2 separate regions of the Homo sapiens genome follow, and region 1 is linked to region 2. Evidence: chromatin loops called from intact Hi-C (ENCODE). Cell type or tissue: heart right ventricle. All regions are shown on one strand. Each heading gives the region's core, and the rest is flanking DNA. Links, peaks and the distances in the headings are about the cores only. Region 1 overlaps ITGA1 (integrin subunit alpha 1). Region 2 overlaps PELO-AS1 (PELO antisense RNA 1).

Region 1 (5,389 bases), core at 128-5,127, 160 kb before region 2:
GCATTGAAGTACAAATTGATTAGGCACACATTTTGAAAATTTAAATATTTGAAAGTCTGTCATATTGAAAAGAAATGGGATTTATTTTGTGTAGGCCCTATAGGCATGCTAGTATTAATGAAAATAAATTTTATAAAACAATTGTAAATATTAAGCTATTGAGACTCTAAAACATGGTTTTAATATAATGCCTTTGGAAAGCAATTTCTGATTTGTATAAAGAACTACAAAAATGCTCAAACCCTTTAATACATAATTTTTACTTCTGGGAATCTATCCTAAATAAAATGACCTAAAGTAAGAGGGAAAAGCTTAATGCACAAAGATAATGCTCATAGTGTTATATATAATTATGAAAGAGTAAAAGAAATATGGTAAATAAAAACTAATTATTTCAGGATCATTCTATAGCATATTGTACATTCATTGTATGGTAGGATGAAAAATTATTTATGATCGAACTCAAAGTGAAAATTTATCTAATTTAGTGAAAATCTGTGCCCTAATTTAACATGAAAGACACCAAATTACTATGTTCATTATACTACCACTGATAATGGCAGCTAGGCTTTATTGAATTTATACCATGTGCTAGGCCCTGTTCTAAGTGCTTTCTGTGTATTAAATAATTTAATCTTCTCCATGAAATATAGCATGAACTTTGGTGCCAGCCTATATGAGTTCAAATTATGGCTTTACCATTCACTTAGCTATATGGTTAGGACAAGTCAATTACTCCATCTGTGATTTAGTTTTTTTATCTATAAAATGGAGATCCATTTCAGAGGATCATCAAAAAAATAAATAAGTTAATGTATATAAAATGCTTAGAACAGTATTTGGCTTATAGTATGTGCTATCTAAATGTTAGTTCTTATTATTATTAGGTATTTATTTCAGATGAATAAACAACTAACATCGATGTTGAAAGATTAATCAGGAATACATCAAGAATATAACAAATTATATTAATGAGGTTACGATTATTTTTTCCTAATATTTTCAGTTGTAAAATACGTAATGGAATAAATTGGTTTTACAGTTAAAAACAGTTTAGAGAAAAAAATGAGCCTACGATTTTAGAAAGTATTTAATTTGAGGCTGGAGTAATTAATGTTTATTAACAATATTTTACATGCTGGGCATTTATGCCAGGTCCTGAGGATATAAAATGATACAAAAGTGAATAAAACACAATTTTTAGTTTGCTTATAACTTAGAGAGAGAAGCACAACTATACATGTACTATTGCAATATTGAATAGGTCTGAACTTGATGCAACTTCAGCAAAGTCTTAGAAGTAAGAATACCACTCCTTTGATAAATGCCAAGTAGCTCAGTATAACTGCAGTAGAAGTTGAGGCTAGAGAGGTAAAAAGAGTCCAGATCATGAATGTTCTCATAGTCAGCTTTAAGAACTTTGGCTTTATTCTATGTAGGGGGAAGTTGGGAACCAATGAAGCTATTAAAGAGGGGTGTAACATGATCACCTTTTTGATTTACAAAGCTTATTTGCTTGAAGTGTCATAAGTAAATTGAAGAGGAACAAAATTAGAGTCAAATGACAAGATATGGATTCCTAAAGTAATCCAGATGAGGATTTGGATTCAGGAAGTACAGAGGATGGAAGGACTAACTCTATAAATATTTAGGATATAAGCTGTCTTAGTTCGGGTTTCTCCAAAAGTAGATCCAAGACAAAAACTTTGGTTCAGGTAAGTTTTTTGGAGGCAATTCCAAGTATGCATAAGTATAGAGATGGGGAAAAGAAGAGTGGGAAGGAAGAAAGGCCAAGAAAGGATGCACTGATAATGAGTTACTTCTGTAGGCAAGTGGGCTCAGTCTTGCTGGGGAACATCTCAGAAACCATGTGGAACATGTATGAGCATGATATGAGCATGGTTGAGGCCCTAAAAGTAAATATTACCACCTCGAAATATAGTGAGAAGAGCACTAAATGTTGACATCTGAAGGTGAAATAACACTTAAGGTTTCAATGAGCAAAGGAAGAAAACTAGGCAAGGGTAATCAGAAAGGGAGCAAGAATCAGAAAACAGCAGTGTCACAGAAACCAAAGAAGGAAACAATATAAAGAATAGGAGGCAAGAATGAGAGGTACATGTTTGTGGCAGATTTCATTTCAAGTAACTTGGCTAAAAATGAGGGAGATGGGCAGTGTTAATAAATGTGGCTTTTTTTTTTCAGGGCAATGACAAACCATTAAGGGCTTGAGATGTGTCCAAATTTATCATGGAGGCAATCTGCATATGGCTAAATGATGGCAAGAAAGAAACAGTAACAAGAGAAATCCTGATTTCACAGGAGAGGGAGTAGAATCTCTGAGCAGGTAGACAGGGTGGATCCAGAAGGAGAGGTTTGTCTTAAAAATGAGGAAGAGCGACCATTCCCTAGGCAGCACGCTGAGCAGCCCAGTATTGAGCAGTTTGCAAGGGTGGTCGATGGTTTGGAATTGTGTACACTTTTGCAACACGACTTTGACTTTTATTATTTCATGAGGTAGAATCTGTTTTTCCACCCATTGAATCTAGGATTTGTTTTGATGAATAGAATGCAGCACAAATGATACTATGACTTCTAAGGCTAGGCCTTAAAAGGCCTTTGCAGATTCCATTTTACCTGTTTTTGAAAGCTGAGAACATCAGGATGTGAAGAAGCCCAGTGTTGCTTAACAGAGGATAAGAGGCCACGTGGAACAGAATTGGTGCTTTAGCTGACAGCATGAACTTCCACTCGTGTGAGGAAAGCCAGCTTGGACACTCCAGCCCCAGTTGAGGGACCAGATGATGAGCCCAGGCAATAGGGGAATACCTATTCAATCCTCAAAAATCTTGAGAATTTATAGACCATTGCTGCTTTAAGTGACTAAGTATTGGAATGACTTATTATGCAGCAATAGTTAACTGAAACAGGAAGTGAGGATTAAATTTTGACCTAGTGGCTTCTCTCTCTCTCTCTCTCTCTCTCTCTCTCTCTGTCTCTTTTTCTTCTTTGGAAAATAATAGCTGCAGTTGTCTAGTGAGATTTACAGAGGAGGTAGAAGGGTGGTGGGCTTGTAGAGAGCGATGAAGATTTAAACTGATAAGGCATACGTAGGTCTGTCAGGCAGCTCCTCTGGTCAAGATGAGGTGGGTTGCAGCTGGCCAGGGATGTTTCGGAAGGTGTTTTTATAGTGGATGGGAGTTAGGCCCTCAAAGTCCTTTCCAGTTCTAAGATTCCATCATCTGAATAGAACAAATATAAGTTTGTAGAGAAGAACTGACTCACTAGTTGGAAAACATGTAATATCAAGTGGGGGAAAATCTAGGATAACTGATGAAAAGTGAGTCTTGTACAGCATGCTAATAGGAGAGCTATTGTGAATTGTAAGGCAGAAGGAAAGGGAGATATGGATAGCCCAGGGAAAAGTGTGGAGACAGGAGAATGAAGATGGAAAAGGGAAGATAATGAGAAAGTATGGGTGGCTAGAACTCAGAATAAAGCTTGCTTATAGACAGGAACAGAGAGCTTGAGATTTGGCAAGCATTTGGCTCTGGAGGAAAAGGTCTGGAGTTTATGTTTGATCTCTAGGGCAAGAGAAAGCACTTAGGATATGGTGATAATTGGAAACTGACCTGATACAGCAATCTCAACCACGGCCTATTGCATATTCTGAGATAAGTGAAGATTGCGGAGTGAGAACTTAGAAAGTGGTAGAGTGTAGGAGCCCAGGATTGAGACAGGGAGTTTGGGAGTTGGGACCAATAGTAAAGACCAGGTTAGCAGATCATAGGACTGCTAATTTTCTGTATTTTCCTAGTATCTGTTTTCTTTGAAAACAAACATGAAACTTTTAATAACAAGCTTGAAAGTACGTGTATCTTACCACTTGAATCCTAAGGAAGCCTCACTTTTCTCCAACTGCATCAAAATAACAAGATCCTAGAAAAGTATTAGCATAGGGTTTACAGAATTTCAGGAATCTCCAGCATTCTCAATCCACTCTCTTGCTCAGTTTTTTCTCACAACACTGATCCTATTCTGGCATTTGATGTAACCTACCTGTTTATTAACTTCATTATTTAATTTTTGTTCTCTATTCCCCAGTAGAATATAAGCTCCACAATAGTAGGGATTGGTTTTTCTATTTTGTTCACAAACACATCCTTAGTGCTCATACTAGTACCAAGCACAAAATAGGCATTCAATAAATATCTATTGAATGAATGAATTAACGACTGTGTCAAGTACTTAAAAATCTGAATAAGGCAGACCTGAGAATTTATACTTATGTGACCAGCCAAGAGGTCTGGATTGTAAAATCTTTTTTTTTCCATTTTAGAGAATATATATTCAGCTTAAGTGGGATGCTATACATGCCTTTGAGTGACACCAGAGGCATTTCTCCAGGTCAAACAGCTAGAGAATCCTTGTTGCTAAAGGGGGAGAATTGGCTAAAAAGTCAGAAGGCTGGTGTTCCATATCCTGACCCTGTGACATACTTGCTATATTAAACCTTTGGACATTCATTCTCTGTCTCAGTTTCCTGTCTAGAAAATACAGATGATAACAATGATATCCGCCCAAACCCACAGGGTCAAGGTGAAGGCCCAGGCACATTGTTTTATAAACTGTGAGAATCATTATTTTAAAATTTAATGCAAGTTAGTTTTAACTTATTACGTTTTATTCCTATTAGATCTTGCTTTTTATATGGCATTTTTGTAATGACCTGTATGCAGACTGAGAAGATCAAAACATGTTCTGGATATCGTTACTCATTTCTGGAGAAACATCTGATCAACTCAAGGATCATCAAAGTGAGAGAAACACTTTTCTCCATGAATAAGCTACAATTATAATAATATTTAGTAAGCAGAAATATTTGCTATTCACAATAGTTATCTTGTTATTATGCCCATTATTATATTTATTTGAAGAGTAGGTGGTGTCTGATGTCTCTGTTTCATATTTATGTTTTCTTCCCTGCAAAAGATAGTTTCTTGGAAAAGAGTGTCTTATATTTACATTATTTCATTAACATCCTTTTCAACTAACTCTGCCTTGATGTCTAATACATAGTTCAAGCCAAAGTCACTCTCAGAGTGCCAAGCAAATTCTGCTCGCCAATTTCTTTTTAAATAAATGGAATAAGCATTTTTTCATCTTAGAGAATGAAACTTACACAGTGACCCATTAACTGCAGTGATTTGCTCATAAAAGGTGGAGGGGTGGAAATGAGGGGAGCCAAAGAAATGACAAGTTTGGCAATGAGGAAATTTCAACTTCAAAAGGCGTTAGAAGCAATGTAAAATAAGCATATTAAAATCTGTTACAGAAAATTGTGTAAACCCTTAAAATGTCTCTCCTCCCCAGTCTGGAATAGCTCTAC
Region 2 (5,389 bases), core at 73-5,072:
TGTGTCCAGCTCTGTGCTTTATTACTTAGTATTTGGGACTAAAATAAAATAGGTGGCATTTTCACTACATTCAACTATGTTGATGTTATGATTTCCCAACTGAAATTTTTCCCTTGACACCTTGGAATTTCCTGTTCAGAGATCTTTTACAGCTCCTCTCTACTGTCCACAATTCTGGCACCACATAGACATCGAGAATATATTTAGTATTATGTACGCTAGGAGCAATGCATTTTATAAAATTTCTGGGGACAAGTAAGCCTGGGTAGATTAATTCATCTCTGGTTCTTAGAGGTTATATTTGATAAGTGTTATCCAAAATTTCCCAAGAACAACTTAAATTGAACATAGTGAAGATTTATAATCTTGAAGAATTTCGAGAACATTGCCAGAACTAGGACCTATTTGAGCAGCTGTCAGCTATCCAAAGGCATTACCTTAAAGATAATCTGCTTTTAGGCTGTGTATATGGCATGCATGCTTCAGTCCTCTAAAGAAAGGGAAAAAGACCGAAACAAAAAGAGCACAATTCAAAAGATCTTTAAGTTATTAATAGAATAGTTTAAACAGATTATTTAAAAACAGTTACCTGAAAGGTTAACGTCTCACTGACTTTATGAGAAAGAGAATTGAAGATGTTACTTTACAAGCTATGATGGAAACCGAATTTTGCAGAAACAACAGTGGATACAGACACAGATATCAGTGGTCTGAGGAAGGTTGCAAACTACATTAAGAAGCTGAGAAAACGGGAAAAGATGGCTAAATTAGAAACAAGAAGATTAATGGGCCAAATAGCATTAGGCAGGCTGATGATGCTGCTTTCTTTAAAATGGTGAATATGAGCTCATTGCTATCTAAATGTCAGTCACTCTGGCACCTCACAAATTTATACCTGGCATCTCCTTGGTGAATGGGTGGGTTGGCAAAAAGAGGAAGGCACCAGGATTAAGTTAAACTCCCCCCAGGAGACTCTGCTATATATATGAAAAGGAGGCCAAGTGTTACCTGTTACTGGGATTTTCCAGCCGTCATCAGGCTAGAATTGTGGGAAAAATGAGAAATGAAAAGAAGCAGAGCTGCTGCATAAAATGCGGCCAGGGTTGTGATATTAGGAGACATCTGAGAGGGACACAGTGGATCACGGCTTCCAGCCTATTCCAAAATCAATAAAAGAGAAAGCATTTAGAATAGGGACTTACAGATTTAAAAAGAAAAAAGGAAGCCAGTAGAGGTTGGAGGAGTAAAGGATGATGCGAAACAGCACTGAGAAAGGAGATGAAGGAAGGTGAAATGAAAAAGGAACCTGCAAATCTTCTTCGAGAACATTTTGCCTCATCAAGCAGTCATAAATTTGTGTCTTTTAATATGTTCTGTCTGGTTATCTTTATCAATTTTACTTTATTACAGCCTTTCTGGTAGTTATTGCATCCACCTCGGCGAATGAGGGCTGAAAAGTGTTCCACATGAAATATTCATTGGGTTTATAGCTTTAACCTTTAAAGTAAAAGCCGAAGTAAAAAACTTGAATAAAAAGAGTTTTAGTGTCCATTTTATGTCTGTGAGAGCCTAGTGAAAGGAGAAAGGGAGAGGAAGCTAACAGGGAGGAACGGTATGGAAAAATCTTGAAGCAAAGACAACTTTTAAATGGCAAGTCTAAGGATATGGGGGAAAAAAAGTGAAAGAGACAAAAGAATCTGAAGAATTGAAAATTGTTAGGATGAAGCCAAGATGTGACTTCAGCGGTCCAGTGTGGGAAATTGCTGTTAAAGGAAATGGAGAGTTTCAAGGACTTTTGTCTGAGTTGGGGAGAGTAGCCCCTTGGCTTCATTCCCCAGGAAGCATGGCAGTTATGAGAAGAACCTGGCAAGGAAGGCCTCAAGAAGGGCAGGATTCACTTGAATTAGCAGGATAATTATAGTAAAGTAGAAGATGCCTCCGTGGAGTATCTGCTCTGTACCACACACTTCACATAAGTTACTTAGTTTACTTCTCACAAACAGGCATCGTTTACCCCATTCTACAAATATGGAAACCAAGACTTTTAAGTGACTTGTCCAGGGTAATAATGTCAAGCAGAGAAATTGAGATACATCTCTCTTCAGAGCCCAGGTTGCTGCTCCCCACCTAACCTCCCAATGGAATCTTCCACTGTTTGACATGTAAAGCAGTTGGCAGTGACCACCCTCCCCTCACACCACTCCCCTGCTGCCAGTTTTGAATTAGAAGCAAGCAAAGTGCTCCAGAAAAAGGCACTCTAAGTGGGTTACATAAAATGCAATAAGCAAGCTACAGCCTAGTATCTATCAGTTCAAGAAGAAAGAAAATGCCAAGGCAAAAGTGAACTTTTTTCTGAGGTCATTTAGGCTTTGACACAATGGGTTACTCTAAACAGTAGTTCTCAGCATTTTCAACCTTGGCTTCACATTGGAAATCCTGGGGAGCTTTAAAAAAATCCTCATGCCTGGGTTCTACCCTAGAGACTCTGAATTTACTGGTCTGGGAATGTTTTCCTTCGGAAGTTTTCATTGGAACTCCCCCAGGTGCTTATAATATGTGGCAAATTCAAGAACCATTGCTCTACAAGTTGAATCAAATAATGAGGCATGTCCACTCCAGCCTCCAAACAAATGGCATTCATCTTTGCATCCCCCTGTTAGTCTAGTGTCTCATGTACAATAGATGCTTAATTATGCTATGCATAATAGATGCTTAATAAATGTTTGGAGAATTAACTTGATGAACAGCAGAAGACATATATGTATAGCTCTGGTCTTTTGTTATCTGGGTATCCCCTTCGTGCCTTCAAATCTTCAATATTCATGGGTAAGTTTTATGTGTCTTTCTAGCACAAATAAGCCTCAGCAGAGCTGGGTAGCCATAACTTTCTCAGTCAAAAGATATTTGTGTTGTTTCATCTGTTGTTAGTGTACTCCTTTTGTGTACAACACTGATGCTAAAAACACTATGGGATTCCCCAAAAATCTTCTCTGCTTCCCTGTGGAAAGCACCACACCTCAGTCAAATACTAATTCCTTCAGGGAAGCTGACCTCTGGTGGCCAGACAGGCAGCACAGTGTGGCTGTTAAGAGCATGGACCTGAAATCAAGACATCTTGAATTCAAACCTAAGCTCTGTTGTTTATTGCATACCTGTGTAACTCAATTTCCTCATTTGTACCATAACTTGAGAGGGGACTCATACCTACTTTACAGCAATGTGGTGAGGTTCAAATGAGTTTGTGTATGTGAAGAACCTGGTACCTGGTTAGTGCCATAAAATTGTGTACCACTATTACAGGGAGAATGCTTTTATTAAAATGAATTTCTGAAATTGTCTATAAGCATCAACAATTTAGAAGAGAACATTTTTTAGCAGATGTTAACTACCTGGTAGAATTTACAGGAATATGCTACAGAGGTTTTCAGGTGTTGCTCAGAAGGGGCATGGGATGGGCGGTAGGGATGGCTTTGGTGCCACTATTTGCTCTTTGCCTGGTCTAGTGTACATTGAAGCCAGTGAGGTTTCACTGTACTCAATATATGGCCAAGATCCATGTGAATAAAACACACAATGTCTTATTATGATATCAGGAGTAATACAAAAGGCTGGACATGTTATTCATTCTTTGGTCACTTGTTTCTTCTGTTATTCTCTTGCTTCCAAACAGAATAGGCAGCAAGGGCAGTAGACACAGCTTGTGCAGAAAAGTTGGTTGATTGTGCAACGGTTTTGAAGATCCTTACATTTCAGCTCTATTTCCTCAGGCAAGAGGATGAGTTGGGCTTTTAAAGGAGGAAGAATGGGAACAGACACATGTGTGCAAAGTATGTCAGGTGTGAAATCTATAATTCAGAAAAGCATCTAGGTTTGACTTCACAAAAACTTACTTGAATAGGAGAAAAGGATAATAAAAGCCAGGTTGCTGAAAGGTAATCTAAGGGGATAGAAATTATTTATAAGTGATATTGAACTTTAAAAGTTATACAACAAACCTTAATCTAAACAGCAAGTTACCTCTAATTGGGGTCCTGTTAGAAATCAGAATGAAACCATGTAAAGCTAATGTCTCACTTTATTTGGACTCTCAAGGAGATAATACATCAAATGATAGAATCTGAGGGTTGAGGATAGTTTATTTTGTGTTTCCAAGTGTGATTTTTCTGGATTTCAAAATGACTGCCTTGATATTTATTTTTTCTCCTGGGAAAGAAGGGAAAAAGCCTCTACTGCATTCCCACTGTCTAGAATATTAGCTGTTAAAATTCCTATTGGCTGACCTCATGAAAGAGGACACTGCATTTGACCAGCTCAGCTTTTATTCCCCCTTTCTCACTGTAGATGTTACTGTACAACACACTGAATATTGGATCAGTCTTTGAGAAGCACTGTAACATGACCTGCACAAAGAGACAAGTAATTCTATACTATTTTCTTCCAAGCTCAAGTTGGCACAGATAAAATTCCTGTGCATTAATTTATAATTAAAACTTGTGCCTTTCTAGAAAATGCCTCATCTCTGCTTGGCTTAAAAAAAAAAAATCAATCTGCTGTTTTTCCAAAAAAGTAGAGATAATTTAACATGTCATTTTTCATGCAATTAGTTTATTGGCTACTTTACAAGAACCAAACAAGTCTAAGAAAATCAGTCATTGTAGTTTGTGTTCATGAGTGACAACCTGGTGCTTGGGAGAGCCTAGAGCATGATTAAGGGCTTAGGAGAGAAAACCAAAGGTTTTTCTTTGTTAAAGAAACAAATAGACAACTTCTCTTTGCACCTCTAACTGACTTAAAATTGCTAATTGTTTTCGTCTGTGTGTTTTTGTAGACCACACTCAGGATTCAGCTGCGTCCTTCTGAATGTGAAAAGGAAGACCTGACACAAAGGGATACAAAATATCAATACCTTCCATTCTCCCTGTGTCTCAGTCCCCTGAATCACCAAGGGGCGATTAGATTCGAGATGGCTTGAAATATGTTGACTGAGACACTAATGTGGAATTAGTAGGCCTGGAAAAGAAGAAATAGATCTGCAGAAAAACATGCAATTCTGGATTAGTAAGCAGCTTAGAAATATTTATTCAGTGCTTACTAGTCACAAACAGAAGCTATATGTAACTGGAGTGGAAACTTCGCACATTTCCAGCAAGTGGACAGGATTTAACTTAGTGACCCCAGTCTGCAGAGGGCAGCTGACCTCAATATTTAATCATAGCTCACTGGACACAACAATGAAATTCTAAGTAGTAAAAGAGGTACAACCAAAAAATGAAAAGAGCTTACTCACCTACATGAAGGCTGAGAAAATTCTTCCAGCTCATAGCTCAGGGAAGAAAGGTGTTTTGTCACATGCATTTTGAAAAGGGTACTGCATTTGGGACACTCCCAA

What was found. Peaks named below come from ENCODE experiments on the same cell type or tissue, not always from the same donor. Only the 100,000 strongest peaks of a DNase experiment are listed, where the experiment ranks them.
Region 1: a loop joins it to region 2, with 2.6 times the contacts of the local background. A loop is called at or near these places in 1 of 110 quality-filtered maps.

The regions. Positions count from the first base shown.
Region 1 is chr5:52,854,286-52,859,674 of GRCh38, reverse strand. The region is part of intron 2 of ITGA1 (integrin subunit alpha 1); the gene reads right to left. Among named protein-coding and RNA genes, the nearest start is that of PELO-AS1, 56 kb to the right of the region's middle. In heart right ventricle, for the core only: no CTCF peak of the experiment used is centred there; no DNase peak of the experiment used is centred there; H3K27ac peaks cover 771 bases.
Region 2 is chr5:52,691,149-52,696,537 of GRCh38, reverse strand. The region is part of intron 2 of PELO-AS1 (PELO antisense RNA 1); the gene reads left to right. Among named protein-coding and RNA genes, the nearest start is that of ITGA1, 94 kb to the left of the region's middle. In heart right ventricle, for the core only: a CTCF peak has its summit at 3,067 (motif pointing left); a DNase peak (open chromatin) is centred at 3,052; H3K27ac peaks cover 3,925 bases.